2 separate regions of the Homo sapiens genome follow, and region 2 is linked to region 1. Evidence: chromatin loops called from intact Hi-C (ENCODE). Cell type or tissue: Caco-2. All regions are shown on one strand. Links, peaks and the distances in the headings refer to the core of each region. The heading gives the core; the rest is flanking DNA.

Region 1 (15,824 bases), core at 3,787-11,786:
TATGTTTCTGGCCATCTTTCTAGTCTTCTGCACAAGTGGAGTGTGTGAGGGGAACCCCTGCAGGAGAGTTACTGAGGACTACAGACTCTACTTCTGGCAGGTTGCCCTGCTGGGGAATCAGGCATTGGTCTCAGTCAGCTGGATGGGGCTGGGATCTATTTTCTATTTCCAGGTTCCCAGCGCGCATGTTCTTGTTTCCTGATGGTGCAACACTGAGGCTCAGCTATATGGCCGGGGAGATCTGTGAAATAAATGTGGGCATTTCATGTCATGTCTGGAAATTCCTGTGGAACTCTGGAGAGTGCCCCCAAAGTGAATAAAAATCAACATAGTCCTCTAATAATGTAATCTGTCCTCATAGGAAGCACTTCAGAGAATATTTTCAAACAAAGGTAAGATCTGAATAAAGTGAAAAGTGCTACTTTTATGCCCATTACCTGATGGACTGCTCACCAGTTCCAGAAGTCCTCCAACTATGGGAACACTGTCATGAGAACATGAAAATAAACCATACTGATTAATCTTGAATGAAACCTAACTCTTAAGTTTTGACTCCTCCCCCTCAAAAAGTACCTAGTGAATCTGTTTGAACAAAAATGAAATCAAAATTTAATTTGAGAAACAAATATATAAACATGAAAAAGTTTAGGCAAGAAAGGGCAATACAGGCCGGGCACAGTGGCTTATGTCTGTAATCCCAACAATTTGGGAGGCTGAGGCAGGAGGATCACTTGACCCCAGGAGTTTGAGACCAGCCTGGGCAGCATAACAAGACCTCCATCTCTACAAAAATTAAAAATTAAAAAAAAAAAAGAAAGAAAGAGGAATATGATGAAATAATTCCTCATCTAATCTCTGTCCCCTATTCCCTTGTTTCTCTCCAGGAAGTATTGTTAACAATTACTTAAGTATCTATACATGGCACTGGCATAGACATTACACACACACACACACACACACACACACACACACACAGGTGGTATGTGTATACATGTATGTATATATGTATATATCACATATCCTTTTTATTATTGTGAATGTCTTTATACATACAAGAGAATCTATTGTATAAGTGATGAACAAAGATTATGACCAACATGAACATTGTTGAATGTCATGGTCCTAGAAACAGAGGACATGGGCAAACTGAGAAGAGTTTAATAAAATGACTATTTACAAAATTGCAGGCAGGTTTAGAGAAATCAATAAAGGATAGTGCAGTACTCAGACACTTACCCAGATTTTGTGGGACCTAATGAATATTCAGTTTTTAGAAACTTCTTTAAGAAAAAGCATGTACTTCTTTAAGAAAAAAATGCAAAATTATGACACAAAAGTAGGTGCAAGAATAAAATTAAATAGCTGGAGACCGGGCGCCATGGCTCACGCCTGTAATCCCAGCACTTTAGGAGGCCGAGGCGGGCGGATCACGAGATCAGGAGATCGAGACCATCCTGGCTAACACAGTGAAACCCCGTCTCTACTAAAAATACAAACAATTAGCCAGGCGTAGTGGTGGGCGTCCGTGGTCCCAGCTACTCAGGAGGCTGAGGCAGGAAAATGGCGTGAACCCGGGAGGCGGAGCTTGCAGTGAGCCAAGATCGCGCCACTACACTCCAGCCTGGGCAACAGAGCGAGAGTCCGTCTCAAAAAAAAAAAAAAAAAAATTAAATAGCTGGGCACAGTGGCACATGCCTATAGGCCCAGCTACTCTGGAGGTTAAGGCAGGAGGATCACTTGAACCCAGGAGTTTGAGACTGTAGTGTGCTATGATCACACCTGTGAATAGCCACTGTTTTCCAGTCTGGACAACACAGCAAGACCTCATCTCTTAAAAAAACAAAAAGAATGAATTAGAATGAGAAAGCACATCAAACCAAATTTCTAAGACTATAAATATCAAAATTGTCATAAAATATCATAAAGTATCAAATACGATAAAATCTAGATAATATCATCATATCACGATTAATCACCTGTCTTTAATACTTTTTTCCATATATATATTTTTTTGTTTTTGCTATGTCCTTTTTTTTTTCTTTTTTGAGACAGAGTGGAGTGCAGTGGTGCGATTATAGCTCACTGCCACCTCAATCTCCTGGGCTCAAGCAATCCTTCCACCTCAGCCTCTCGAGTAGTTAGGACTACAGGTGCATGTCACCACTCCCGGCTAATTTTTTATTTTTTGTAGAGACACGGTCTTACTATGTTGCCCAGGCTGGATATGTACTCTTTGATCATTGCTTTACATGACATCGGTATCATTCTCTAAAGAAAGAATGGCAAGCTAAGTTAGTCTTTCCTCTAGATGGTCTCTTTCTGGATTCTCTATTCTGTTCAATTGGTCTGCAAATATCTCCCTACAAGAGAATAAGAATAGTTCAGAGGAACAATTGAAAAGACAAATCATAGCACATATACTGCTGAGCATTGGTCAGAGGCACCATTTTTTAAGTGCAAAGATTAGGGCATTTTACAAAGCTAAGCAAACTCTCAGTTCACCTTCCACGCATAAGAATGATTTTGTCGTCAGGGTCACAGCTCCTGCCTGTAATCCCAGCTACTTGGGAGGCTGAGGCTAGAGGACCCCTTGAACCCAAGAGGTCAAGGCTGCATTGAGCCATGATCGCACTACTGCCCTCCAGTCTGGGTGACGGACTGAGACCTCATTTCTAAAAAACAACAAAAAGAACGTTTTTTTCACTTCCTTATTACCAAGTACTTCAGTGGCTCCTGATCCCTTCAGATAACATCTAAACTCCTCTTCGTGGCAAATGAGACTCTCCATCCTCTGATTTCTTTTTACCTGTCTGGCCCCATCCCTCACTATTTTCCTACCACCACACCTCCACCTGTTCCACACAAGTTTTACTCCAGTAGCACTCAGCTATCTGGTTCCAGAGCATGCTATGCTCAGTCCCATTCCTGAAGCTTTGTATACAATGTTCTCTCTACTTGGAACACCCTCCCCAGCTTGTCCACCTGGCAAATCCACCCCGTGTCTTCAAGTCACAGATAAAATACTGCTTCTTCTGTGAAGCCTTTCTTGATCCCCTCAGACTCATTCAGGTTTTCTTCTCCTTTGTCACAATCCTACTGAAGCAATAATCTTACTGTAATGCAACTGTTTGCAGGTCTGTCTCCTCACTAGTCTATACATTTCTGCAGATCATGAACTGAGACTTCATCCTTGTATGCCAGGCACTCAGCACAGGGCCTGGTACACAGTAGGCACTTAATAAGTATGTTTTAAATGAATGAGCTTAAGCAACTTACATATGCTTACTGCTATGCTAAAATGTTCTCTCATGTTATGCTTACAACAACCCTATGAAAAAGTATTATTCTTATTTTGGGGGGGTGATTAGAATATGCCACCCCAAAATATGAACTTTTGCATAAGGATTATTTTGAGCTGAAAACAGTTGAGAAGCAGCACATGCCAAGAAGTATCTCTGCCCTCCTCCCTACTTGCCTAAAAGTAGGACGTAAATTTCCATTTGTGCCAGGTTTGGCGGCTCACACCTGTAATCCCAGCATTTTGGGAGGCCGAAGCAGAAGACTCACTTGAGGCCAGGAGTTTGAGACCAGTCTGGGCAATATAGCGAGACACCCATCTCTGCAATTAACAATTTTTTTAATAAAAAAAAATACATTTGCAAAGGCGTCTCTCTCTCTCTCTCTCTCTCTCGCATACCAGGAAGAGGAAACTCTTAGACTCATAATCACTAGAGACGAGGAGATAACTCTAGCCCAGAGATAGCACCAAAAGGTACCTACATAGTAAACCCTAATAAAATAACTCCTATTTTCCATTAGTTTCTCTCCACATATTTACCTCCCCACAATTTGTCACTCCAAAAGCTTAAACCCCTTTTCCTTCGTTTTGCCACATCTCTACAAATACACCATTCTTCGTTACGATGCTACATAACAACTACTCCTGCAAACTACTCATCACTGAGTAGTTTTTATGTAGCATCTTTGTTACGATGCTACATAACAACTACTCCTGCAAGTTACACTCATCACTGAGTTTCTCCCAAATGCATGTGCATTGCACACATTCATAAGCTCTGTTTTTCTCTTGTTAACCTGTCTTTTGTCAGTTCAATTTCTAGGTTCCTAACTGTAGAACCTAGGAGAATAGAAGAAAAGTGGTTTTTTCCTCTGCAGTTTACAGATAAACAAACTGAACCATAATGAGTTTAAGTAATTTGTCTGTAGAATTTCAACCCAGTTCTGTCTAATGCTAAAAATTTATGCTGTTTGCTACATTATGCTGTTTGTCTAAGCAGGTAAATTGTGTCGTTTCAGTAGCACTTAAGCTAGCTGCATATGGCATGGCTGATCCAACTTTTTCTGAAATAATAGACTGCTCTTCTTTCCCTGAGAGATCAAAACCCCCATTATGTGTCTGCCCCATCCACTCCCACTGAAATTGTTCTTTTCAAGGTCTCAAGTGATCTCTTTGTTGCCAAATCTAATGACCATTTTTCTCTTATCTTTTTTGACTCTCAATAGTTTCCCACAAAGTTGACCGCTCTCTTTGTTCTGGAAATAATGTTCTCTCTCAGCTTTTGTGACAAACCATTCTCTTGGGTGTTTTTTTTTTCTTGCCTCCCTGGGCACTCTGTCTCAATTCCCTTTTCTGGCTCTTCCTTCTCTTCCCTACCTCTAAATACTGGGCTTCCTCAGAATGAGGTCTTGAACCAGCTCCTCTTCTCTGTCCACCTCCTGCTGTAGGTGATCTCACCCAGGCCTGGGAAATTAAATGACATCCATATGCTGTTTGCCATTAGTATATCTCCAGCCAAGAAGTCTGCTTACGCTCACATGTCCAACTAACTACTTGATATCTCTACTTGATTGTTTCATTAGTACATCTTTAAAATCTCATTGGGAACTTAATTTCTCCTCTTAAAGACGTCCCTCTCCCAGTGTTTCAGTTACTATTGCTATGTGACAAACCACTTCCAATCTTCATGTGTCAGGACCCCAGACAGGGTACAGTGGGAATGACTTATCTTGACTCCATAGTAGCTGAATCCTCTGCTGGGAAGACTCGGAGGTTGGGGTTGCCTTAACAATAGGGGCTGCAATCATCTGAAGGCCTCTTCATTCACACATCTGGTGGTCAATGCTGGCTGCTGACCGGGACCTTAGCTGGGACTGCTGAATGGAACATTTACACTTCATGTGACTTGGATTCCTTCATAGCGGGGCAGTCTCAGGATAGGTGGGCTTCCTTATTTTTATTTATATGAGGTCTCACTCTGTTGCCCAGGCTAGAATGGGAATGCAGAGGTGTGATTATGGCTCCTGCAGCTTTGAACTCCTGGGCTCAAGTGATCCTCCCTCCTCCGACTTCCTAGTAGCTGGGACTACAGGTGTGAGCCACCGTCCCCAGCTGAGGTGGACTTATTTTTTTTTTTTAAGACGGAGTATCGCTCTGTTGCCTCAGGCTGAATACATTGGCAAGATCTTGGCTCACTGCAACCTCTGCTTTGCGGGTTCAAGCAATTCTCCTGCCTCAGCCTCCCCAGTAGCTGGGATTACAGGCACGTTCCACCATGTCCAGCTGATTTTTGTGTTTATAGTTGAGAGAGAGTTTCACCATGTTGGCCAGGCTGGTCTAGAACTCCCGACCTCGGGCTGGGAGCGGTGGCTCATGCCTGTAATCCCAGCACTTGGAAGGCCGAGGTGGGTGGATCACCTGAGGTCAGGAGTTCAAGACCAGCCTGGCCAACATGGTGAAACCCCATCTCTACTAAAAATACAAAAATTAGCCCGGTGTGGTGGTGTGTGCCTATAATCCCAGCTACTCAGGAGGCTGAGGCAAGATAATCACTTGAACCTGGGAGGCAGAGGTTGCAGTGAGCTGAGACCATACCATTGCATTCCAGCCTGGGCAACAAGCGTGAAACTCTGTCTCAAAAAAAAAAAAAAAAAACAAAAAAAACTCCTGGCCTCAAGTGATCTGCCCACTTCAGCCTCCCAAAGTTTGGGATTACAGGTGTAAGCCACAGAGCCTAGCCTGAGATGGACTTCTTATGTGATAGACCATGCAATGTCCTAGCAGACAAGACAGAGGCTTCCCATGTCCTTTTATGATCTAAATGTGGATGTCCCGGGGTTGGTTCCACTGCTACTCTATTGGTAGAAGCAGCCACACGCATGCCCAGAGTCAAGAGAAGGAGGTGTAGAGATTCCCTCTCGGTGGGTATATTAGTCTGTTCTCACACTACTATAAAGAAATACCTGTACCTGAGACTGGGTAATTTATAAAGAAAACAGGTTTGATTGGCTTATGGTTCCACAGGCTATACAGGAAGCATGGCAACATTTGCTTCAGGGGAGGGCTCGGAAAGCTTCCAGTCATGGCAGAAGGCAAAAGGCGAGTGAAGAGCTTCACATGGCCAGAGCAGGATGAAGTGCTGGGGGTGGGGTGGGAGGGGCGGGTAAGGTGCCACACAGTTTTAAACAAGTAGAACTCATGAGAACTCACTCAGTGTCAGGAGAGCCTCGCCAGGATATGGTGCTAACCCATTCATGAAAGACCACCCCCATGATCCAATCACCTCCCACAAGGCCCCACCTCTGACACTGGGGATTACAATTCAACACAAGATTTGGGTGGGAACACAGATCCAAACCGTATTAATGGGATAAACAGCACAAGTCACTATCACCTGGTACCAACTAACTGGTCTTACTGCTTCCGTATTTGTCCTCCTCCAATACATTTTTCATGTAACAGCCAAAGTGATCTTACTAAAATATGACTAACCTTATTCTCTGCCTTAAAAGCCACTAATGATTTCCCAATGCACTCAGAATAAAATCTTAATTTCTTGTCCCTGCAACCTCATCTACTATCACTCTTCCCTTGACTCAACCACTGTAGAGCATGCCTCTTCTTTTCTACTTCATAGGTTTGTACTTGCTGTTCCCTTTAACTGAAATACTCTTTCCTTCCTTGTCACTGCTTTTCATCCATAGGCCTAGCTTTTTCTCACTCAAGACTTGCCTCTCATGGCCTGACCACTCTGACTAAAGGGACCTTTACTCAATTTAGTCACCTTTTTATTCACTCTTCATCACCCTCTTTTTTTTCTTCAGAACTCTTCAGAATCTGTAAGTATAATATTTATCTGCGTACTTGTTTATTTGGGACTCTCTCATTAGAATGTAAACTCCGTGCGGGTCTTATTAACTAATTTTATCCCCGGCACCTACCATAATCCCTGGCATACAGTAGATGCTGAGAAAATATTTTTTGAATATAACAATAGATAGATAGATAGATAGATAGATAGATAGATAGATAGATAGATAGACAGAGAGAGAGATAGATAGATGATCTAGTCATTCAATGGCAGCAAAAGAAAAGACATTTCCTCCTGAGTGTCTCTTTAGCCAAGAAAAAAATTTCCCTTAAGAAGTCCTTCCCCTTGAGAACCCAGTTCTAATTCCCAGTCTTTTTGAGATTCCGGACATCTGATTCAGGCCCTGAAATGGACCTGGCATCTTGGATCACACTGTTCCTGGAGGAGGCATGTTCATCAAATTATCAAAACAATGTCACCTGCATTCACTTAGAGGCAATGACATAATTAACCTTGCTGGTTTCTGAAGCTCATAGAGGGCTGTGATGGGTTTCCTAGGATCCCCGTTTTCTTTCAGACATCCATTTGCAGCCAGATCTGACCATCCACTTGTAGGTCATCCTTTCTGCAATCATCCTGCAATTCCAAACATTCAAAGACACAGACAATGGTTTACAAACACTTTGGATTTGTTACAACAACACATTCATGCTTTTTCATACCCCCTCATCTATGAGCTATAGGCATCTATGAGCTATAGGCATCTATTTGATTTTGCTCATCTAAAGAGAATCACAATGAAGTGATTTTGAAAGCATTTTGAGACTTTTGCCAATTCCTTTAAGCTTAGTAAACAGCCTCAGGTGTCAAAATGCCAGCACTCCAAATCACCCATCTAAAGATCTCTTGACAAGCTCATTAATACTAAAGGTTGGTTTGCCATTTCATTTGGTCTTATCAAGATGTTATTTTCTCCCCCTTTTATTCACACTGGATCTTCAGCCAAGGAAATGTGCTCCCAGTTTCCCTTCAAGGAAGATTTTTCTTTTGTTGTTTTTCACTGCACTTCTTTTTCTTCGTTTATTTTATTTTTTCTTTTCTTGCTATAGCTTGCCATGTTGCCTCTATGTTTTATTCTTAAGATGGTATTTAAGCCTTTTATATCCTGCTACCTTTATTGATAGCAAAACGGAAGTTTATGTGTCTTTTCCCCTTGAAACTCAGGAAGGATTTGTCAAGTGTGACTTTTTAAGGAAAAAAAAAAAAATCAACTGTATCTGTTTGGCAAAGATTCGCCACCACACTTGCAATTCTCCTCTCCAGTACTTTCCTGGGACTGACAGTTTTTTGGTCTATTTCACTGGCTGCTGTAACATGTTCCCTTATACTGGCTCATTCCCAATGGTTTGGTAGCAAGTCAGATGAATGAGTCATGGTGAACTGGGAAGTAATGTCAACATTCAGAGCCCTTCTCACTCTCCCTCCAGGCTGGCATAGGCCACCTCACATTCTTTACATGTTACAAAGAGCCAGGTAACTGATTCTAACACCTTTTCACCCATCTACAAGTGGAAATTGTGCAACCTCTGTGAGCACACAACAGGGCTGAGACATCTGGAATTTTTCTGCTATTCCTTTCCCCTTGGAGAGTTTACACTGTATTAAATTTAACTTTTCTGATAGCTAAAGAATAGTTTTAGAGTTAGGAAAAAGAGAGAATGAATGTTAATGAGCAACATTTTTACCAGTTCTCTGCAACATTACCCAAATCATTCAACTATCTTATTGCTAAAAAGAATTCTACCAACTTTTCGGGTGGAAATCCTTTGGACTGGTGCCTGATACACCAACTTTGAGAACAATTTAATGTGACTGGGTTTCATTGTTTTCAGTTCCTTCAAAGAAAGGCAAATTTTTTTTTTTTTTTTTTTTTTTTTTGAGACAGAGTCTCGCTCTGTCTCCCAGGCTAGAGTGCAATGGCGCAATCTCGGCTCACTGCAAGCTCCACCTCCCGGGTTCAAGCCGTTCTCTTGCCTCAGCCTCCCAAGTAGCTGCAACTACAAGCGCCCGCCACCACGCCTGGCTAATTTTTTGTACTTTTTTTAGTAGAGACGGGGTTGCACCGTGTTAGCCAGGATGGTCTCCATCTCCTGACCTTGTGATCCACCTGCCTCGGCCTCCCAAAGTGCTGGGATTACAGGCGTGAGCCACCGCGCCTAGATGGGGCAAATGTTTTACTACATCAGATACTTTGTCTTTAGTCAACCGATTTTTTTCTTTTTTTTTTTTTGAAGACAAGGTCTTTTTGAACATTTTATTTTCTTCTAAGTACTCCCTGAAAGTATTCTGTTTTGCAGTGTTCTTCATAATGCTCCATCTGTCCTGGATTTTTAGAAGATTTTTTTTTTAAATCCCCTCAGAAAATTCAATGAAAAAAGGTAAAGGCTTTACTGCCAGTAGATTTTTGTTTCTCTTCTTTCTGGGAAAGAGCCAGTTTGAGCTTAAAAATAGACCTGAGAAATATCTACAGCTTGAGAATCATTCAACCCTCTAATATTTGCTCTAGAATAAAAAGGAGAGTTGATACATCTGATCTCAAATGATCCCCATCGTTATCACCTTTTTATTTCAGATCAAATAATTCACCACAGCAGCCTCCTGGTGAAGCAAATTCCATTATGTTAACCACCTGCTCTCTCTTATTTTTAATTTATACTGACAAAAGAGAGAAGGTGGGAATTTAGGTCATTCCAAGTGTCCCATGTTCAACATTCATCAATTGATGCTGTTTATTATTTATTACCAATGGCAGTTACTGCGATCCTAACACCAGATATCCACTGGGATAAAAATAGTGTGGCAATAAAAAGGAATGACTTATTTTTAAAGTTTTCCTTTTTAAAAAAATTATTGATTACAATTGACATAATAAAATTCACAATATTTAAGTGTACAATGAAAGTGTTTATCATCAGCTGATAAATCTGGAAGTGTTGCTGCTTGAATTTTTAATGACAAATTAGAGTTGTTGATACGAATACATTGGTATTTGGATGTACTTTCAGGGTCAATGTTAAAAGACATTTTAATATGATTTGGATGTTTTGCCTTGGAAGCAGTTCATCTATGCATACAAAATCAATCCTTTTTTTGTTTGTTTGTTTTTAGAGACGGATCTCCCTATGTTGCCCAGGCTGGCCTGCAGTGGGGTTATTCACAGTTATGACCATAGTACACTGGAGCCTCAAACTCCTGGGCTCAAATGATCCTCCTGCCTAAGCCTCCAGAGTAGGTGAGACTATAGACACACACTACCATGCTGGGCCAAAATCAACTCTAAAGAAACTGTGGGTAAATTTCTTTTCTTTTCTTTTTTATTTTTTTGAGACAGGGTCTCATTCTGTCACCCAGGCTAGAGTGCAGTTGCACAATTACCGCTCACTGCAGCCTCGAACTCCTGGGCTCAAGCTATCCTCCTGCCTCAGCTCCTGAGTAACTGGGACTACAGGTGTGTGGCACCACGCCCAGCTAAATTTTTTTTTTTTTTTTTAGTAAAGACAAGGTCTCACTACGTTGCCCAGGCTGGTCTTTAACTCCTGGGCTCAAGTGAGCCTCCTGCCTAGGCCTCTCAAAATGTTGGGATGATAGGCGTGAGCCACTGCACCTGGCCTCGCTCTCCTTCTTAAATAAGTTTTTCCTCTTTTCCTTGGGAACTTAAAGTTTTGATGTAATTTTATCTTTACATTTTCATTTTTATTTTAGATTCAGGGGGGTCCATGTGTAGATTTGTTACAAGAGTATGTCATATGGGGCTGGGGTTTGGGCTTCTTTCTATTGGTCCCATTACCCAGATAGTGAACATAGTCCCCAATAGGAAGGTTTTCAGCCTTGCTCGCCTTTCCTCCTTTTGGAGTCTCCAGTGTCTATTGGTCCCATCTTTATGTCCACATGAATCCAATTATGTAATTTTAAGCTTACAGAAAAGCTGCAAGAATAGTGCAAAGAACTCCCATATACTCTTACTCAAATTCACCAATTTTTATTTTTACTCCAACTTAAATAAATTTAACATTTAGTTTTTTATTTGAGAAAAAAAAAATTAAGGTCTAGCTCTTTCCAAAGTTTGTATTTCCATTTATCTCTAGCCTAACTGGTAGAAAAATAGCAATTAATAGCACTGTTTTACAGCAAGGGAGACTGAGACACAGAGAAGTCTAACAGAACTCTGGGGTCCAGCACCACCTATGGCCAACATAAGGAAGCCAGTCACCACTCAGCTCTGCAGTCTAGCTTGGCAACCTCTAGCCTGACCTCTTCCTGGGATCCCTGGCTCCTATACAAAGCCCTTGCTCCTGACCCTTAGTTTTGATGACTGACATTACCCTTATTGTCCCAATCTTCGATGCGCCTTTTGCCTTTGGCCATTCTGGAGATCACCACACACTCAATTCAGCCCACTAGGGACCTTACCCTGTCTCAGCCCTTAATAGCAGGCAACTTAAAAAGTAGTAGTATTGTCAAATATGCACAACTAGGGATCCCAGGTGTCCTAGCACCTAGAATCATAGAATCAAGAAACACTGGCACTGACGTGACCATGAAATCATTCGGCACAACTCTTGTATCACATGAGGACACTGAGGCCCCAAGAGATTTAATATTTTGTCAGGGTCACATAGTGAAGTGAGCTGGTAGCAAAGGCATGGCTAAAATTCTAGTTTTATGATTTTTTAAACAACATACTGCTGCCTTGTTTTTATTATTATTAACAATTAATCACATGTAAAACAGTATGGCAGTCACTCCAAAAATTAAACATAGAACTACTAGCAATTCTACTTCTGGTATATACCTCAAAGAATTGAAAGTATAGTTTGAACAGATATATTTGTACACTGTATTTATTTATTTTGAGACAGGGTCTTGCTGTCACCCAGCTAGAGTGCAGTGGCATGATCACAGCTCACAGCAGCCTCAACCTCCTGAGCTCAAGCAATCCTCCCACCTCAGCCTCCTGAGTAGTTGGGACCACAGGCACGTGCCATCATGCCCGGCTAATTTATTTTTACTTTTTGCAGAGATGGGATCTCCCTATGTTTCCCAGGCTGGTCTCGAACTCCTGGCCTCAAATGATCCTCCCACCTCAGCCTCCCAAAGTGCTGGGATTACAGGTGTGAGCCACTGTGCCCAGCCTGTGCACTGCATTAATCAGCTCAGACTGCCCGTAAAAGCCACCACAGTCTGGGTGGCTTTAACAACAGAAATTTATTTTCTTTAAGTTCTGGAGGCAAGAAGTCCAAGATCAAGGAGTTATCAGGGCTGGTTTCTGTTGAGGACTCTCCTCCTGGCTTGTAGGCAGCTACCTCTTGCTGCGTCATCACATGGCCTCTTCCCTACACTTGTAGAGAGGGAGAGTGACAGAGGGGTGTCTTTTCTCTTTTTTAAAATAAGGACATCAGTCTTATTGGATTAGGGTCTCACCCTTCTGACCTCATTTAACCTTAATTACCTCCCTAAAAGTCCTGTCTCCAAATACAGTCACTTTGGAAGCTAGGGCCTCAACATATAAATTTTGAGAGGACATGAGTCAGTTCACAACAACTATCTTCTCAGTTTTTTTTTTTTTTTTTTGAGATGGAGTTTCGCTCTTGTTGAACAGGCTGGCGTGCAATGGCGTGATCTCAGCTCACCGCAATCTCGGCCTCCTGAGTTCAAGCAATTCTCCTGCCTCAGCCTCTTGAGTAGCTGGGATTACAGGCCTGTGCCACCACACCTGTCTAATTTTGTATTTTTAGTAGAGACAGGGTTTCTCCATGTTGGTCAGGCTGGCCTCGAACTTCTGACCTCAGGTGATCCGCCCGCCTCAGCCCCCCAAAATGCTGGGATTACAGGCTGAGCCACCACGCCCAGCCTCTTCTCAGTTTTTTGTAAACTAGAACTATTCTAAAAAATAAAATATATTAATAAAAAATTTAGATTCCCTAAGCAACCTAAGTGTCCATTAACAGACAAATGGGTAATGAAAATGTGGTACATATACATGATGAAGTATTATACAGCCATGAATAAAGAATAAGATCCTGTCATTTGCAAAAACATGGATGGAACTGGAGATCATTATGTTAAGTGAAATAATCCAGGCACAGAAAGACAAACTTCACATAATCTCACTGATTTGTGGAAACTAAAAATTAAAACAATTGAACTCATTGAGATAGAGAATAGAAGGTTGGTTAACAGAGGCTGGAATGGTAGTCAGAGGCGGGGTGGAGTGTGGGCATGGTTAATGGGTACAAAAATATAGTTAGAATGAATAAGATCTAGTATTTGATAGCACAACAGGGTGACTACAGTCAACAATAATTTATTGTACATTTAAAAATAACTAAAAGAATATAATTGAATTGTTTGTAACACAAAGGATAAATGCTTTAGGTCATAAATACCCCATTTACCCTGCTGTGAGTATTATGCATTGCCTGTCTGTACTAAAATATCTCATGTATCCCATAAATATATATATACCTACTATGTACCCACAAACATTTTAAAAAAACTTTAGATACCCAAACCAAACTTCTAGAGATAAAAATACATCTGAGATGAAAATACACTGGATGTATTGTGCCATTGGATGGGAATGTAAGTGCCATTGCATGGAAATAATGGTAGATTAAACAATGCAGAAGAAAAAATTATGGATTTTGAAGACACAGCAATAGAAAGTTCACAAGGAGCTGCCTCCACCGTGGGCCTGTGAGAATCGAGGCCCTCGCCAGTGTACCCATGTATCAAAACCAGTTCACGGCCCGGTACCAGTGGATGTTGGTGGTCTATGGGATCAGTTGGTGATCTATGGGATTGGCACCCGGTCTCTGGTGGGCTCAATGGTTTACTTTGGCCAGAAAATGGCGAAGTTGTCAGGTGATGAAGTACAGCAAAAGGATGGCTCAACAAGTGAAGTACCCAGTGAACTATCTGAACCCCCAAAAGGGTTTTATGTGGAAACAATTGTCACAGATAAGGAAGATTTTGTTCCAATTACTGAAAAGATCCTCAACAACTGGAAATCATGGACTGGTGGCCCTGGTGCAGAACCATGACTGGCTACTGAATTCTGAAAACTAAGACTTGGTTCAACATTTAAATTTGATAGATGCCTTGATTCCCATTTTGTGTTTGTGAAACGCATATATATTTAATTTTGCTGTAAAACATAATCACTAATAATATGCAATAAATCTTTTCTTGAAGGAAACTAAAAAAAAAAGAAAGAAAGTTCTCAATGAAACAGAGGGAGAAAAAAAGTCTAAAAAAAAAAACAGTTTCAATAAGCAGTGGAATAAGTTTAAGTAGCCTAATATATATGTAATTGAAGTCCCAAGACAGAGTATACTAATTTGCTAGGGCTACCATAACAAAATACCACAGACTGGGTAGCTTAAATAAAAATTTAAGCTCATGTTTCTGGAGGCTGGAAGTCTAAGATCAAAGTGCTGACAGGTTCTGTTTCTCCCGAGGCCTCTCTCTTTGGCTGGTGGACAGCCACCTTCTTGCTGTCTCCTTTCATGGCCTTTTCTTTGTGTGTGCCTCCCTGTTGTCTCTACCTCTTCTTATATGGACACCAGTCATATTTGATTAGGGTCCCACCCTTATAACTTTAACTTTAATTACCCCTTTAAAGGCCCCATCTTCAAATGCAGATTGAAGGGGGTTAGTTTCAATGTATGAATTCAATCCATAACAGACAGGAAAGAGATAGGAGAACAAAATTTTTTTGAAGAAATAATGGCTGAAAATTGTCCAATTTTGATGAAAACTCTAAACCCAGAGATCCAAGAAGCTCAACAAACCTAAGCACAAGACACAAGAAGAAAACTATACCATGGCACATGATAAATTGTCCAAAGCCAGAGATAAAGAGAAAAACCTTAAAAGCAGCCAGAAGAAAAAAAAAAAGGTTTATAATGTACGGAATAAACAAGATAAGAATGAAAGTAGAAAGGTAGACTTCTTGTCAGAAACAATGCAAACCAGAAGAAAGTGAAGCAACATCTTTAAAGTACTGACGGAAAAAAAAATTGTCAACGTAGAATTTTATACCCAGTGAAAACCTCATAAAGACATCTTCAGACATATGAAAGCTAAAAGCTTTTCACTAGCAAATCTGTACTATAAGAAATGTTAAAGGAAGTCCTTGAGGCAGAAGGAAAATGATATCAGACGGAAATCTAGATTTATACAAAGGAAAGAAGAGAATCAGAAGTGGCACCTATTTGAGTAGTAATAAAAGACTCTTTTGTTATTTAGAAAAACCTCTTTAAAGTATAATTGACCATTTAAAGCAAAAATAATAAGATATTGTGGGACTATAATAAGTACAGTTGACCCTTGAAAAACACGAGTTTAGACTGTGTGACTCCACATACACAGATTTCTAAAAATAAATGTATTGAAAACATTTTTGGAGATTTGAGACAATTTGAAAAAACAGATGAACTGCATGCATATCTAGAAATATTAAAACAATTAAGAAAAAGGTATATCATGAATGCATAAAATATATGAAGATACTAAGCCTTTATCATTTACTACCATAAAAAAAACAAATCTATTATAAAAAGTTACAATTTATATGCACACAAACACAGACCATATGTGGTGCCATTTGAAGTCGAGAAAAATGTAAACAAATATAAGAATGCAGTATTAAAT
Region 2 (15,824 bases), core at 452-8,451, 110 kb before region 1:
TAGATAGAGTGTAGCTTTCTACAGACCCACACAAGTATACTCACACCAGGGATTGGGCTTCTTGTACATAAAAGAGCACTCTAGTTCAGGAAAAGTACAACAAGGTTATTTCTCTCTTTAGAAAACCAAATTGAATAGAGCACTAAAAAGATTATGATATAGCGCTACTGCACAGACAAGAGGAAATGGCATGATTACCAGGGGGACAAAAATGTCGTTTCTATTTTTTATTTTTATGACTTCGCATTTCTCATAGTAATGTTTTGTTCAGATAAACTATCATACTAGAAAAGAACCTTGATTGTCAGTTATCTCCAGAAGTAATTGTAGTTGCCTTGTGCTTTAGATACTTCAGTGAGTTTTTAGTCTTGTCTGCTTTTCAAACTTAAGAGGGACATCTCACAAACAACTTTATTGAGGTATAATTGACAAAATAAACTGCACATATTTAAAGTGTACAATTATTGGCCAGGTGCGGTGGCTCACGCCTGTAACCCCAGCACTTTGGGAGGCCGAGGTGGGCGGATCACGAGGTCAGGAGTTTGAGACCAGCCTGGCCAACATGGTGAAACCCCATCTCTACTTAAAATACAAAAATTAGCCGGGTGTAGCGGCACGCGCCTGAAGTCCCAGCTACTCGGGAGGCTGAGGCAGGAGAATCGCTTGAACCCGGGAGGCAGAAGTTGCGGTAAGCCTAGATCGCAACGTTGCACTCCAGCCTGGGCGACAGAGCGAGACTCCTAGACTCTGTCTCAAAAAAATAAAAATAAAGTGTACAATTTGATAAGTTTTGATGTGTATACCTCCCTGAAACCACTTCTACAAGGAAGATGGTGAATGTATCTATCACCCTCCAAAGTTTCCTCTTTGTGGTTCCTCCTCCACACTACTTCCATTCTCTCCAACCACAGATCTTTCTGTCATATGGGTAGCTTTCCATTTCATAGAATTTTAGATAAATGCAGGCCATACAGTCAATTTGTACTCTTGTCTGGCTTTGGTTTTGTTTTTTGTTTTTTGTTTTTGAGACAGAGTCTTACTCTGTTTTGCCCAGGCTGGAGTGCCATCTCGGCTCACTGCAGCCTCCGCCTCCCGGGTTCAAATGATTCTCCTGCCTCAACCTCCTGAGTAGCTGGAATTACAGGCACGTGCCACTACATCCAGCTAACTTTGTATTTTTAGTAGAGATGGGGTTTCACCATGTTGGCCAGGCTGGTCTCAATCTCCTGACCTCAGGTGATCCGCCCACCTTGGCCTCCCAAAGTGCTGGGATTACAGGCCTGAGCCACCGTGCCAGGCCTTGTCTGGCTTCTTTCACTCGACATTATTTTTTTGAGAGATTCGTCCACATTGTTGCATTATCAATAGTTTGTTTTTATTTTTAAGTAGTATTACACTGAATGAGTGTACCACACTTGTTTATCCATTAAACTATTGATGGACATTTGCATTGTTTTCACTTTTTGGCTGTTACGAATAATGCTGCTAAGAACATTCATGTACAAGTCTTTCTGTGGACATAGGCTTTCCTTTCCCTTGGATACATACCCAGGATCTTGCCATTCGATTTTTATACCTAAATACATGCACTATAAGAGGAACAGAGTTTCTGTAATGACATGTTGATAAATGTATGCTCTTTCTGTATTTTTAAGAGTAAGCTTAGTCAGCAGATTGCGGTGAAAAGAACATGGGACAGGAAGGAAGTTAAGAGACCTGAGTATTAGTCTCAGCAGGTAACTTGATTCAATTTCCTCATCTACGAGAAAGAGGTTAGAGTCACTGAGTGATTTTTAAAGCTCCTACCAATTCTGAGACTGTACAGAGCTCAGTTCCTCTCAAAAATGGTAAACAAAGCCCAACCAAAAAGGTTTGATGATGGTAGGTTATCTTTCTCCCAACCTTCTCCAGAGCTTCAAGTTTTTAAGTTATCCTTATGCCAATTCATAGTACTTTTTTTTTTTTTAATTGTCACCCAGGCTGGAGTGCAGTGGTGCAATCTTGGCTCACTGCAACCTCTGCTTCCCAGATTCAAGGAAGTCTCATGCCTCAGCCTCCTGAGTAGCTGGGACTGCAGATGCCTATCACAATGCCCGGCTAATTTTTTGTATTTTAGTAGAGATGGGGTTTCACCATGTTGCCCAGGGTGGTCTCAAACTCCTGAGCTCAGGCAGTACACCTGCCTTGGCCTCTTAAAGTGCTAGGGTTACAGGCATGAGCCACCACGTCCACCCTAACTCATGTTATATTTAATGCAGATTGGCTATGTTTATTTTTAATGATAACTAGAGGATTACAGCATATACATGATCAACTTACTTTAGTTATATTTTTGTTGTGGATACTTCCTTAGAAGGACAATTAAATGTTTGATTCCTGTCTTCATGTGGTTTTTGATAAGACAGCACTCACCAACCTTTAAAAAAAAGGCTTTTACTGGCAATGGGGAGTTATTTAAACAAACTGCAGCTTAGCCTGAAAATGGAATGTCATGCCATTATTTAAAATCATGTCTTCAAAGAATACCAGAGAAGATAACATTTTCACACTATAGTAAGTGAAAAAATGGATATGATCTGGATTTATTCCTAAGTATGCATCAAAAACACTGGAAGTACTCAGGAGGCCAAGGTGGGAGGATCACTTGAACACAAGAGTTCAAGACTAGCCTGGGCGACATGATGAGACCCCATCTCTTAAAAAGAAAAAAAACTGGAAGGATGTGCCCCAAAAAGTTAATAATAACTAGCCTTGGGCTGTGAGATCACATAGTTATTATTTCTTTATGTATGCTTTTCCAAATTTTGTAAAACAAATCATGTATTTCTTTTTATATTCAGAAAAAGTTCAATAAATACGTTTTAAGTAATTGAAGTAATTGAAGCATAAAGAAGGCCTCTGGACATAAGTTGTGCAAATACATAATTTTATAAAATGATTATGTCAAATAAATGAAAACTTTTAAATGGCAAGGAGAAGCTCCTCCACACCTTGAAATTTGCTAGTATATGGGCATTCAAAAAATGTCCGATAAAAAAATAGATCAAGACTGGGCACGGTGCCTCACGCCTGTAATCCCAGCACTTTGGGAGGTTAAGGCAGGAGGATCACTTGAGCCTAGGAGTTCTAGACTAGCCTGGGCAACAGAGTGAGACCCCACCTCTATCTAAAAAAAAGAAAAAGATTAGATGGCTAGAGTGATAGATTACACAATAGGAAAAAATATAGAAAAGTCAGAAGAGTTCAGATTCAGACAGAAAGAGACACGTGCCACTCTGTAGGGAAGAAGAAATCTCAAGAGCAAGAAGAGATCATTGGAAGCTTTCTGGCAATCTTCCATGGAGGAATATTCCCAGAGGGAAAGCCAGCTTGAGAACACAGAAATGAACTGAGCAAGTAAAAGGTAGTAAACCTGCCTAGAAAGAATCAGGAAGAGACTAGAGAGAACGTTCTGAGTGCTCCATGAGGACAGGGCCTTAAGCCTCTAGTACAGACCAAGGGCTCTGTCAATGTTGTGGAATTAATGAATGATGACGATCAATGAGCTGGGTTTCAGGTGATAGGGCAATGCAGGAGAAGTCTTCAAGGGTCTCCTGATGGAAGGTCAGATGCAAAAGGTGAAGGTCTGAGCCCCGATCTATAGGATGATCATAATTTATAACTATGTTTAATAGACTATTTTCTATTTCTATACCATAGTAAAAATATTTACAAAGCATCCAATATTATAGACATACTAAAATGCATTTTATACTCTTAACTTCTAAATTCAAGGGAAAAAATTAATGTCTGAGCCACCTAAGCCCCTTTCCCCCAAACCAACAAGAAATTAGCCCAGAGGCTGGGGGCTGTGGCTCACGCCTGTAATCCCAGCATTTTGGGAGGCCGAGGCGGGTGGATCACAAGGTCAGGAGTTCGAGACCAGCCTGACCAACATGGTGAAGCCCCATCTCTACTAAAAATACAAAAATTAGCCAGGCATGGTGGCGCACACCTGTAATCCCAGCTACTCAGGAGGCTGAGGCAGGAGAATTGCTTGAACCCAGGAGGCGGAGGTTGCAGTGAGCCGAGATTGCACCACTGCACTCCAGCCTGGGCAACAGAGGGAGACCCCATCTCAAAAAAAAGAAATGAGTCCGGAGACTGGATGAGGTATACTTTCTGAGTACTCCCATACAGTGGGATACTGGAGCCTGTTCATAATGTCCTGGGAGAAGATTATGTACATGGCTTCCCAACTCCACATTCAGTAATGTTACATGTTACAATTGTAGCTTGAAGTCAGCCATGGTGAGAGTAGTTATAACTCCTAGGTCAGCAAAAGCTACAAGTTAGAGCTGCTTCTCCCCATCAGAGCCAATTATTAAGCATTCACCAGCACACCACTGCTCCCATCGTACATTTGTCATTGCTGTACTGTTCTCTGTTCTCTATTTCCCCCTCTTGGCTGAAAGCCTAGGGAGAGCAAGGACCCTTCTCTGTAATGGTTACAGTTGTGTTAATACCCAACATCTAGCACCTGCCTGGCATACAGTTGTGGAGCCAACCAACTACCTACACAGCTGGTTAATAAGCACTGGAGTCCCCTGAGCTAACCTGCTCATAAACATCTGGGCTGGCCATCTAGCAGGGGAAGAATAGGCCAAATGCCCCACCACCCCTTCACACTCATCCTTCATTGCCCAATGTTTGTGGTTTGATAAAGTTCACTGACCTTGTTAGGGTTTTCAGATTAAACTATGAATATTGTGTAGGCCATATTTATCCTAAAATGTTTTTTATTGATTTGAAATTCAAATTATCTGAGCATCCTGCATTTTAATTTGCTAAATCTGGCAACCCAAGCCCTTTTGAAGTAAGCAAAAAGATATTTCGTAAGGTAGTATCTGTGAAAGACGAAGATTCTCTGACCTGGCAGTTCCGTTCCAAAGAATGTATCCTAGAGGAATTCTTGCTGCTATGCACCAGGAGATAAGAACAAGAATGTCCGCGGCACTACTGTTTGTAGTAGTCAAAACCTGGAAATTACCCAAATGTCCGTCAACAAGAGAATGGATAAATTAGAGATATGTATATTTGTACAGTGGGATACTACACAACAATTAAAATGCTCACAAATATAATGCTCATTAAAAAGAGCAAGTTACAGAAGAACAAAGTCAGTTTGATTCCTTCTCAAATATTCAAAATCATTCAAAACTAAATCATATATTGTTCAGGAATACATTAAACTACAAGGAAAAAAATGGAAATGAGAAGCCAAGATCAGAGTGGTTACCTCCTTCAAGGAAAAGGGCACATGTGATCATGGGAACTCAGAGGGACTTCAAAAACACTGCTAAAAGCACCACTTGTTAAGCTGGGTGGGAGTACGGAGGTATGTTTGTCTTATTCTTTCTCTTTAAACTACATGTATATATTAGATCTACTCTTACATGTATGAATTATTACATTACAAATGTTGAAATGAGGAGTATTGGGCCTTCTTCCTTCTTATCAGAGTGAATTGAAATGTCAACAAGGCCTCCTCTGCCTGGACTCACCTCCAAATTTTTGTTTCCTTCTTTGTCCAAAGGTATGAATATAGATCAGAGCTCTTAAGATGCCTACCCTGCAATCTCAACACGCCCCCTCAATAGTTTTTTTGATTAGTTGCTTAGACAAATGGCTCCATTACATTAGATTATGAAGAATTCTCATTTCATTAAGTTGGTTCTATCTTCATTGCACAATTCACAAAACCACTGCTTGAAAGTTTTGGTTTCCAAATCCTGAAGAGATAGTTCCAAGCTTTTGTATATAATAGGCTAGATTACACTTCCTCTGCTCCCTCCAGTGATGGAAATGTTTTCTCTCAGATTTGTCAATCCATTTGAAAAAAAGAAAACCCTTGGTCCATACACAACAAAAACTGGAATTACTAGATTCTCAAACAAAAACTGGAATTACTAGATTTATTTCACCTGAGGTTAAATAATTGTAACCAACTTCAGAACAATAATATCCCCTCCCCCAAAGTGCACTAGAAGCTATCCTCCAAGGACATGGTATTATGAAATGTTTACAAAAACAAAGTACAACAAGCAAACAGTGCTCATATTACAAATTTTGAATCAATAGTGTACCTCTTAACAAAGCAGGCAACTTTGAAAAGTAATTTAAAAATATATAAATTATAATTTATAATTATAATCTAGTGTTACACTTTACTTATCCTAAATTTTACTGATTAAACCAAAATATAAATTTATCACATTAAGAGGGAAAAACAAAAATGCCCAAAATCTTACCCTGGACATTGTTTCTGCAGCATAAATTTTTTTGTAGGCAAAAGAAATGGAAGTTTCTTTTCGTAAAAAATATCAAATATCTTTGATCTTCGACAATATCTTTCCCACTCCATAGTTTAAAGATTTTCAGAATTACTTAATGCATTCCCAGAAAATAAAAACTAAATGCCAAATCTTTCTTAATTCGATACATGGCAAAGGAGACATATATAACCTCATATGAATTTAGAAACTTTGAAACAATATGGGAATGTAAAATATTGATGAGAATTTCTTCCTCCTCTTCCAAAAAAAATAAAAAAATAAAAAAATAAACAGTCAAAATGCCACCATGAAGTAAGAGCGGGGATTCTGAGCTGCAAGTGATTTTTTTGTTTCATGATCCAGGTGCTGATTAGAAGTGTGTATTCAGGGCGCTGTGGCTCATGCCTGTAATCCCAGGACTTTGGGGGCAAATTAGGAACATTCTCCCATGGATTTGTCATAATTCAATGAACCATGAATCACTGAATCATAAAAAGAATTCATAGTTTGGAAGATAGGGGTTGGAAAGAACTGGTGTCTAAAACAGACTTTAGCTATAGATACAAGATAATATAAACACCAATAATGGGAGATAAGATGATGCTAAGTCTAAAATGTTAATAGAACTATCACAACAATATAGTTACATTGAGATTTTATTTATAATGATGAGAGTTATTCTGGAAGTGTGTGCTCAGGGTGCAGTGGCTCATGCCTGTAATCCTAGCACTTTGGGAAGCAGAGGCAGGTGGATCACTTGAGGTAAGGAGTTTAAGACCAGCCTGGCCAACATGGTGAAACCTCGTCTCTGCAACAAATACAAAAAGCCGGGTGTGGTGGCGCATGCCTGTAATCCCAGCTACTTGGGAGGCTGAGGCAGGAGAATCGCTTGAACCTGGGAGGCAGAGGTTGCAGTGAGCCGAGATCTCGCCACTGCACTCCAGCCTGGGCAACAGAGTGAGACCCTTTCTCAAAAAAAAAAAAAAATTTGTTTTTTGATCCACTAATTTCATTCTGGGAATCTATCTGGAAGAAACAATCTTAAATTAGAAAAAATGTGTCTGTGCTTTTTCTCTTTGTACACAAAGATAATTCTATTCAACATTATTTATAGTAACAATAAAATTGAAAATAACGTAAATGTACAATATTAAGCATATGGTAATAAATTATGGCTCATCTATCTTATAAAATATGATAAGGCCATTAAAATGTTTGTGAAGATTTTATAATAACCAAAAGCAATAGTTTGCTTATAAGAGCATCTCAGTGAATAAAGCAGCATAAAATATATATATACAATATAGTCTCAATCATATAAAATGTGTATAACAAAAAGAATGAAAGGAAATATATCAAAATATTTTTATTACCAGTTCTCACTATCTTTCCCAGGCTGGCCTTGAATTCCTGGGTCAAGGATTTTTCCACATAATTGGAATTACAGGCATGCACCACCAGGCCCAGTTGAAAATATACCAAAGTATTAAGAGTGGTTGTCTTTCTGTGGTAAAATAATGGCAGATTTTTGTTGTTAGCCTTTGTACTTTTCAATATTTTCCAAACGTTTTATAGGAATAGCAAGTACTTTATGGGGAAAAAAAACGCTGTATTTTTTCAAATGACTGAGTTTATTACCCCAGATTAAATTAATGAAGACCAAGAAAAAGAAGGATTAACAGGGGCTAGAAGAAAAACAAAACGTTTGGTGCCTTCTTTTCCGCAGATAGTTAAAAGCTATTGTTTGGCTTTTTATTGATTCAATTAAGCAAAGGTAGATTTTTAAAGTATTTGTGGAAAGCTTTCAGGAACCCACTAGCAGAATCAGAGGAATGGCCATCTTTGAAAATCACAGTAGAAAATAAGAGCAAACAAAACTAAGTCTGCAGAGCAAATGACAAAACTGAAAAGAAACAGCATGCACACATGAAAAGAAAGGCATAAAAACATGGCAGCAGTGAGACTAACCATGATAAGTTTAGTTATTAAATGTAGATTCCCTATTAATAGAAAAAGCCTCCCAGATTGTGTTAAAAATTAAAATCCAATACTTTACTGCTTATAAAAAAATACTTCTAAATAAAATAAGACAAAAAGACTACAAAGAAAAGGATAGGTAAATATGTAGTAAGCAAGCTTGTAATAAATTAGAAAAAGCATTATTACATTAAAATAGAATTCAAAGCTTAAAGGTTATTTTGATTTAATATAAACATGAGATACACAAAAAGATAAATGTCAATAGATACAACAATTCACAAAATTGAAAATAAATTAGCTAACTATGGGAGTGTTGCAGAACCACTACCTCACTGTATCAGTTTTCCTCTTCTTCCTGGGCACATGGGTAAAGTATACCTTCAAGTCTCCTTTCAGTGAGATAGGGCCACGTTATTGGGTATAGACAGTGGAATGTAAGCAGACATCTGGTGTGTCTCTTCCAGACAAAAGACTTAAGAGTCATTGCGCCACCATCACACTCTGTCTTCTCCTCTGGTAGGTACTATAGAGACCAGATAATGATGCGAAGTCACAAGGTGAAAGTGCCCTGGATCTTCCAATCACTGCAGGGAGCGTAGCTGCCCCATAAGTTGGCACCAGACTTTGCATGTAGAGAAATAAACCTACGTTGTTTGGTGCTTTATTTGCTATTACAGCATAGCCTATCCTGTCTTGATTAACACAATGGACAAATGTCAAACCACCCAAATAGTCAAGAAATTTAAATTAAACAATGAAGTACTACTTTTCATCAATTAAACTAAAAAGAAAAACTTAGAATATTAATACTCAGTGAAGTGGGGTAAAGAATAATCTTTTCAATAAATGAGGCTGGGTCAAATGGATATCCAGAGGGGAAAATACGTACTTTGACCCTTACCTCACACCAAACACAAAAATATATTCCAAATGAATTGTAGCTGTAAATATGAAAATTAAAACAAATAAAGCTCTTAAAAAATCTAAAAATATTTTTATGATCTTAAGTTAGGCAAAGGTTTCTTATACAGGACATGAAATGTGCTAACCATATGGGATATTTTTGATAGGTTAAACAATATTAAGATAAAGAACTTCTAATCATCAAAAAACTTGCTTTAAGACAGTGAAGAGACCGGGTGCAGTGGCTCATGCCTGTAATCCCAGCACTTTGGGAGGCCAAGGCAGGTGGAGGGAGGTCAAAGCTACAGTGAACTGAGATCACGCCACTGCACTTCAGCCTGGATGACACAGTGAGACCCTGTCTGGAAAAAAAAAAGAAAAGACAGTGAAAGGATGCTGGGTGCAGTGGTATGCACCTGTAGGTAGTCCTAGCTACTGAGGAGGCAGAGGCAGGAAGATTGAAAGTTCAAGATCAGTCTGGGCAAAATAGGAGACTCTTACACTGCCCTCATCTCCAAAAAAAAAAAAAAAAAGACAGTGAAGGCAAACACAGAGCGGAAAAAGATAGTTGCAATACATATATTTGACAAAGGACTTGTATTCAGAATATGTAAAAAGCAAAATAAAACCTTTAAGGAAAAGATAGATAATATAGTAGAAACAAACAAAAACTTGAACAGTTGCTTCACAAAAAAGAATAACCAAATGCAAAAAAAAATGCTAAATATCTTTAGTCAACAACAGCAAAACAATTAAGGCAAATGAGATACCACTCAACAGACAGGCTAAAATGAAAAATATGAAATGTCAGTAAATATGTGCAACACTGGGAACTCCCACACACTGGTGGAAGTGGATATTGGTACCTGGTAGCAGTAACCACTAAAGCTGAAATGTCCATATCTGTGATCCATCAATTTCATTCCTAGGTATATACCCAACAAAAATGCGTTACATATATTCATCAAAAGCACATGTACAAGAATGTTCATAAAGCAGCACTGTTTGTAATAGCCCCAAACTAGAAACTATCTAAGTACTCATTAGAATAAATAAATTATAGAATATTCACATAATACAATACTATGCAGAAATGAGAATTAACAAATCACAACTAAACACAATGATGTAGATGAACTGTACAAAAATAATGTTGGGCAAAGGAAGATAGACATGAAAGATTACATACTATGTGATTCCATTTATATAAAGTTTAAAAACAGGCAAATCATTCTATGGGTTAAAAATCAGGACAGTGGTTACCCTTGAGAGGATAGGAGGGAGGCTTCTGAGTGACTGGTAATGTTCTGTTTCTTAGTTTAGGTTCAGGTTACAAAGTACGTTTACTTTGTGGAAATTCATCAAGCTATATACATTTAGATTTGTACACTTTGGTACATGTAGTTATACTTCAATAAAATGTTTAACAAATACAATAAAAATATAGACACACCACACACACAATACAAAATTATGGGAAGTATCTACTTAAACTAGTTGATATGGTTTGAATCTGTGTCCCCACCCAAATCTCATGTAGGATTGTAATCCTCAGTATTGGAGGTGGGGCCTGGTGGGAGGTGATTGGATCATGGGGGTGAATTTTCTCCTCCGTGCTGTTCTTGTGATAGTGAGTGGGTTCTCATGAGACCTGGTTGTTTAAAAGTGCCACCTTCCCCCATTTCTCTCTCTTGCTCTTATTCTGGCCATGTAAGATGTGCCTACTTCCCCTTCGCCTTCCACCATAACTAAAAGTTACCTGAGGCCTCCCCAGAAGCCACGCAGATGTCAGCATCATGCTTCCTGTACAGCCTGCAGAACTGTGGGCCAATTAAACCTCTTTTCTGTATAAATTACCCAGTCTCAGGTATTTCTTTATAGCAGTGAGAAAACAGACTAATACTCTAGTATTCTCATACCTTGTTGATAAACTGGTACAAACATTTTGGAAAGTGATTTGGATATATGTATAGTCCACTTTAACTGTATAACATACATATATTCCTATTTCTGAGAATCTTTCCTAAGAAAAAAATTCAAAATATGGGGAAATACTATGAATAAAAATGTTTATCACAGAGTCAAAGTCAATTATAACTATAGCATATCCTGTTAGTATAGTTTTATTCAGCCAGTTGTGACTACTTTGAAAACTCTGGTGCAACATGACAAAAGCTTTTGGTATGATGTAGGGTGAAAAAGGAAACAGAAACTTGTATGCTCACTATTATTATAACTAAGGAAATATACCAGTTAGAATAACATAACTAAAAAGGAAAACACACAAATGATATATATGCAACTTTCTTGCCCAATCTCATCTACTCTTGTGACTCATACGGATCACATATGTACAGAGCTAGACAGGATCTCACTCTGTTGCCCAGGCTGTAGTGCAGTGGTGTCATCACATCTCAGTGCAGCCCCAAACTCCTGTTGCCCAGGCTGTAGTGCACTGGTTTCATCACATCTGACTGCAGCCCCAAACTCCTGGGCTCCAGGGATCCTCCCACCTCAGCTTCCAGAGTAGCTAGGACTACAAGTGTGCACCAGCATGCCCAGCTAATTTTTTTTTCTTTTTTTGGCAGAGGCAGGGTCTCACTATGTTGCCCAGGCTGTTCTCAAACTCCTGGGCTCAAGGCATCCTCCCCGCTCGGCTTCCCAAAGCCTGGTATTATAGGTGTGAGCCATCACATCTGGCCCAATGATGACTCTTTAATTTGTTTCTTCAGCCCACATCTTTCTCCTGAGCTCCAGGAGGTTCAGAATTGACCCTATGCATCTCCCCTTGGATGTTCCACAGTTTTCTCAAATGTCTTCATCCTATATTCACTATCTTGGGTAGAAATGACCAGGAATAAGAACCAAGACAAGAACCCAGTTAGTTATCCAAACAAGAGAACTGAGAGTCATTCTTGTCACCCCCAGCTCCCCATTTCCCATACCTCCATCCCTTGCCACTCCCTAAGACTACGGTGTCTCTTAAACAGCCTGTTGAATCCATCTCCTCCCATTCATTCATCTGTCCATCCATCCGTCCTTCTTCCATTGCCTTAGTTCAAACTTTTATTATTTTTCCTCCTGGATTATTCCAAAAGCTTTCCAACTAGTCTTTCTAGCACTATGTGATTCTTTTTCATCTTTTTAATCTTGTTGTCACCTGCCTGTTTTCCCAGTTTTATATCTGGTTACTCTCTCATGGGAATCCCACACTGCAGCCACACGAAAGTTATTACAGTGACCAAACAGGTTATACACTCTGTTTCACTTCCTTTGCCTTCCTCCAGCTTGGAATTTCCTACTCCTACCTATTCTTTCCCCCACCCTTTTCCTAATCTTATTTGCTTGACTCACCATTCAAGATGCAGCTCAAGCCTCTCCTTGGCTAGAGAACCTTTGGGGAATCACATTGTTATATGATTGTAATCATGGGGTACACTAATTCTCCTTCTTGTTTTTATCACTAACATTAAAACGGAGCAATTTTTTAATTTGCCAAGGTACTCTTCATAATTATTATTTAACATGCAATATTAAGCTCTCTATCTCCTTGCTCCCATGGCATACTAGTATAATCTTTATTATATCACTTATCACTTTGTTTTAGAATTATTTTTTGCATGTCCTCCTCCTCCACTAAGCCCTGAGTTCCTTGAGGGCAAATACTTTTGTCATATTCATTTCTATATCCTTAGCACAGAGCCTGCTGCAAAGTAGGAATTCACTAAATGAAAGCTAGTCAATGACTAAGTAATGGTGATTGTGTTCACACAATAGTCTTTTGGATAACATTTTTTTTCCTTTTCTCAATTCCCCAAATTTTCTGTAGCTACTTATTATTTAGATTCACCATCTTTTTTTTTAAGGGAGATTTAGAATATAACTTTTAGTAATATTACCCTTAACATTTTAAATGATTTTTATTTATAAAATGCCTTATGACTCCCAACTTCACTCAGTAAGTACAATCAAGGCTGGGTGAAGTAGCTCATGCCTATAATCCCAACATGTTGGGAGGATTGCTTGAGGCTAGGAGTTTGAGACCAGCCTGGGCAACACGGCAAGGCCCCGTCTCTATACAAAATGGATAAAATCAGCCCCAGGTGCGGTGGTGCAAGCCTGTAGTCCCATCTACTTGGGAGGCTGATGTGAGAGGATTGCTTGAGCCCAGGAGGTCAAGGCTGCAGTGAGCTATGATTGTGCCACTGCACTCCAGCCTGAACTACAGAGTGAGATTGTTTCAAAAAAAGTACACTCAGCCCTCCGTATTCATGGTATCTATATCCATGGATTTAATCAACTAAAGATTAAAAACATTTGAAAAAAAAAAGAAATAGTAGTGGTTGCATTCTATGCTGAACATGTACAGACTTTTCTTTTTTGTCATTATTCCCTAAACAATACTGTATAGCAACTATTTACAGAGCATTTACATTGTACTAGGTATCATAAGTAATCTAGAGATGATTTAAAGTTTTTAAGTATGTAAATATGACACCATTTTATATAAGGGACTTGAGTATCCATGAATTTTGGTATGGGAAGGTGGTCCTTAAACCAATCCCCTATGGATACCAAGGGACAACTGTACATACACAATGAAGAAAAACTGGAGCACCATTTGTTATCTCCCATTCTATCTGTAACACACTTCATCATTCCTAATTAACAGTTACCTCTCAGTCTTTATCTAACTAGCCCTCCTAGCAGTATTTGATTCAGCTGATTGCTCCCTTCTTCTTAAACCTCTGTCTTTATTTGACCTCTGGGACACTATCCTCCCACCTTGATGGCCACAACTACCTCCCATGGACCCTGGTTCTCAACCTTGACTGCACATTAGAATCACCTGAGAAACTTTTTAAAAAGAAATACCAAATCCAGGCCCCTTTTGTATCAGAATCTTTGGGGCTGGAGTCAGGATATCAAGGTTTTTTTTTTGTTTTTGTTTTTGTTTTTGTTTTTGAGACGGAGTTTCACTCTTGTTGCCCAGGCTAGAGTGCAATGGCGCGACCTCTGCTCACTGCAACCTCCACCTCCTGGGTTCAAGCGATTCTCCTGCCTCAGCCTCCTGAGTAGCTGGGATTACAAGCATGGGTCACCATGCCCTGCTAAATTTTTTTGTATTTTTAGTAGACACAGGGTTTCTCCATGTTGGTCAGGCTGGTCTTGAACTCCCAACCTCAGGTGATCCGGCCGCCTCAGCCTCCCGAAGTGTTGGGATCACAGGTGTGAGCCACTGTGCCCGGCCGGGATATCAAGGGTTTTAAAGCAGTCCAGGTGATTCTAATTGGGACCAGTGTTGAGCAGCACACTGTGTGGGTTTAAAAACCATCTCTATGCAGATTAGTTCAGAATACATGTCTCCAGCCCTGACCACTCTCTGAGCTCCAACCTCGGCTAGCATGGCTTCTCTTGGGCTGTCTAATAACTCACATATCCAAAACGGAACTCTTGATTTTTGCCCCCAAACCTGTTCTTTCCCCAGTTTTCCCATCTCTGTAAATGGCCCCATTAGTTAGTAGTTGCTGAGGCTGAAATCCTAGGAATTGTCTGATTCCACACTTCCCACATCCACATAATTAAGTTCTGATCTGCTACGCATTAAAAGCATATTCTAATATTACCATTGCTCCTTTTCTTCATGGCTACCACTCTAGGCTACCGTCATCTCTTACTGAGCTAAAACAATAACTTCATAGTCTCCCTGCTTCCACTCCTGCATTCCTGCCCTACATTGCCCTCAGCGTCCACAATGACTTGGCCTCTGTTCTAGATCTTCAGCCTCCTCTCTGAGCATTCTCTGCCTTGCTCACTCTCTGCTTCACCTCATCGGCCTATTTTTTTTTTAATTTTTTTTTTTTAAAACAGTCTCCCTCTGTCACCCAGGCTGGAGTGCAGTGGCACAATCTCGGCTCACTGCAACCTCCACCTCCCGGGTTCAAGCAATTTTCCTGCCTCACCCTCCTGAGTGGCTGGGATTACAGGTGCCTGCCACCATGCCCAGTTAATTTTTGTATTTTTGGTAGAGATGGGGTTTTGCCATGTTGGCCAGGCTGGTCTTGAACTCCTGACCTCAAGTGATGTGTCTGCCTCTGCCTCCCAAAGTGCTGGGATTACAGGCATGAGCCAGTATGCCTGACTCCTCTTTTCTTTTTTCTTTTCTTTTTTGAGACAGGGTCTCACTCTGTCACCCAGGCTGGAGTGCCGTGGCCCGATCACAGCTCACTGCAGCCTTGACCTCCTAGGCTCAAAGGATCCTCCCATATCAGTCTCCAGAGTAGCTGGTACTACAGGCACACACCACCATGCCTGGCTAATTTTTAAATTTTTTGTAGAGATGGTTTTTTTGCCACATTGGCCAGGCTGGTCTCGAACTACTAGGCTCAAGGGATCCACCTGCGTCAGCCTCCCAAAGTGCTGGGATTACAGGCATTAGCCACCTCATTGGGCTTCTTAAAGCTGTTCCTCAAACAGAACAAGTACTGCTACCTCAAGACAGAAAGCCCTTGTGAGAGACCTCGGCATACAGAATCCTAAGTGTCTTGAGAGGAGGGAAGGGCATGGTTATTGGAAAGAGAAACCAAATTAGGAACAGAACTGGTCATCAAAGATATACTTTACCAT

The links. A loop is a pair of places that touch in the nucleus more often than their neighbours do. Peaks named below come from ENCODE experiments on the same cell type or tissue, not always from the same donor. Only the 100,000 strongest peaks of a DNase experiment are listed, where the experiment ranks them.
Region 2: a loop joins it to region 1, with 6 times the contacts of the local background. A loop is called at or near these places in 8 of 110 quality-filtered maps.

The regions. Positions count from the first base shown.
Region 1 is chr2:171,263,598-171,279,421 of GRCh38, forward strand. LOC105373737 (a long non-coding RNA gene) reads right to left here. Exons shown (of 3, transcript XR_923573.3): 2 at 7,622-7,745; 3 at 2,029-5,175. It overlaps LOC107983995 (a long non-coding RNA gene), which reads right to left and starts at 1,323. Exons shown (of 3, transcript XR_923576.2): 1 at 1,237-1,323; 2 at 438-484. It also overlaps the pseudogene LOC124906093. In Caco-2, for the core only: no CTCF peak of the experiment used is centred there; a DNase peak (open chromatin) is centred at 8,614.
Region 2 is chr2:171,161,792-171,177,615 of GRCh38, forward strand. It overlaps a transcript of TLK1 not described here. Among named protein-coding and RNA genes, the nearest start is that of TLK1, 8.8 kb to the left of the region's middle. RefSeq lists an enhancer at 11,361-11,690. In Caco-2, for the core only: no CTCF peak of the experiment used is centred there; DNase peaks (open chromatin) are centred at 4,620 and 4,970.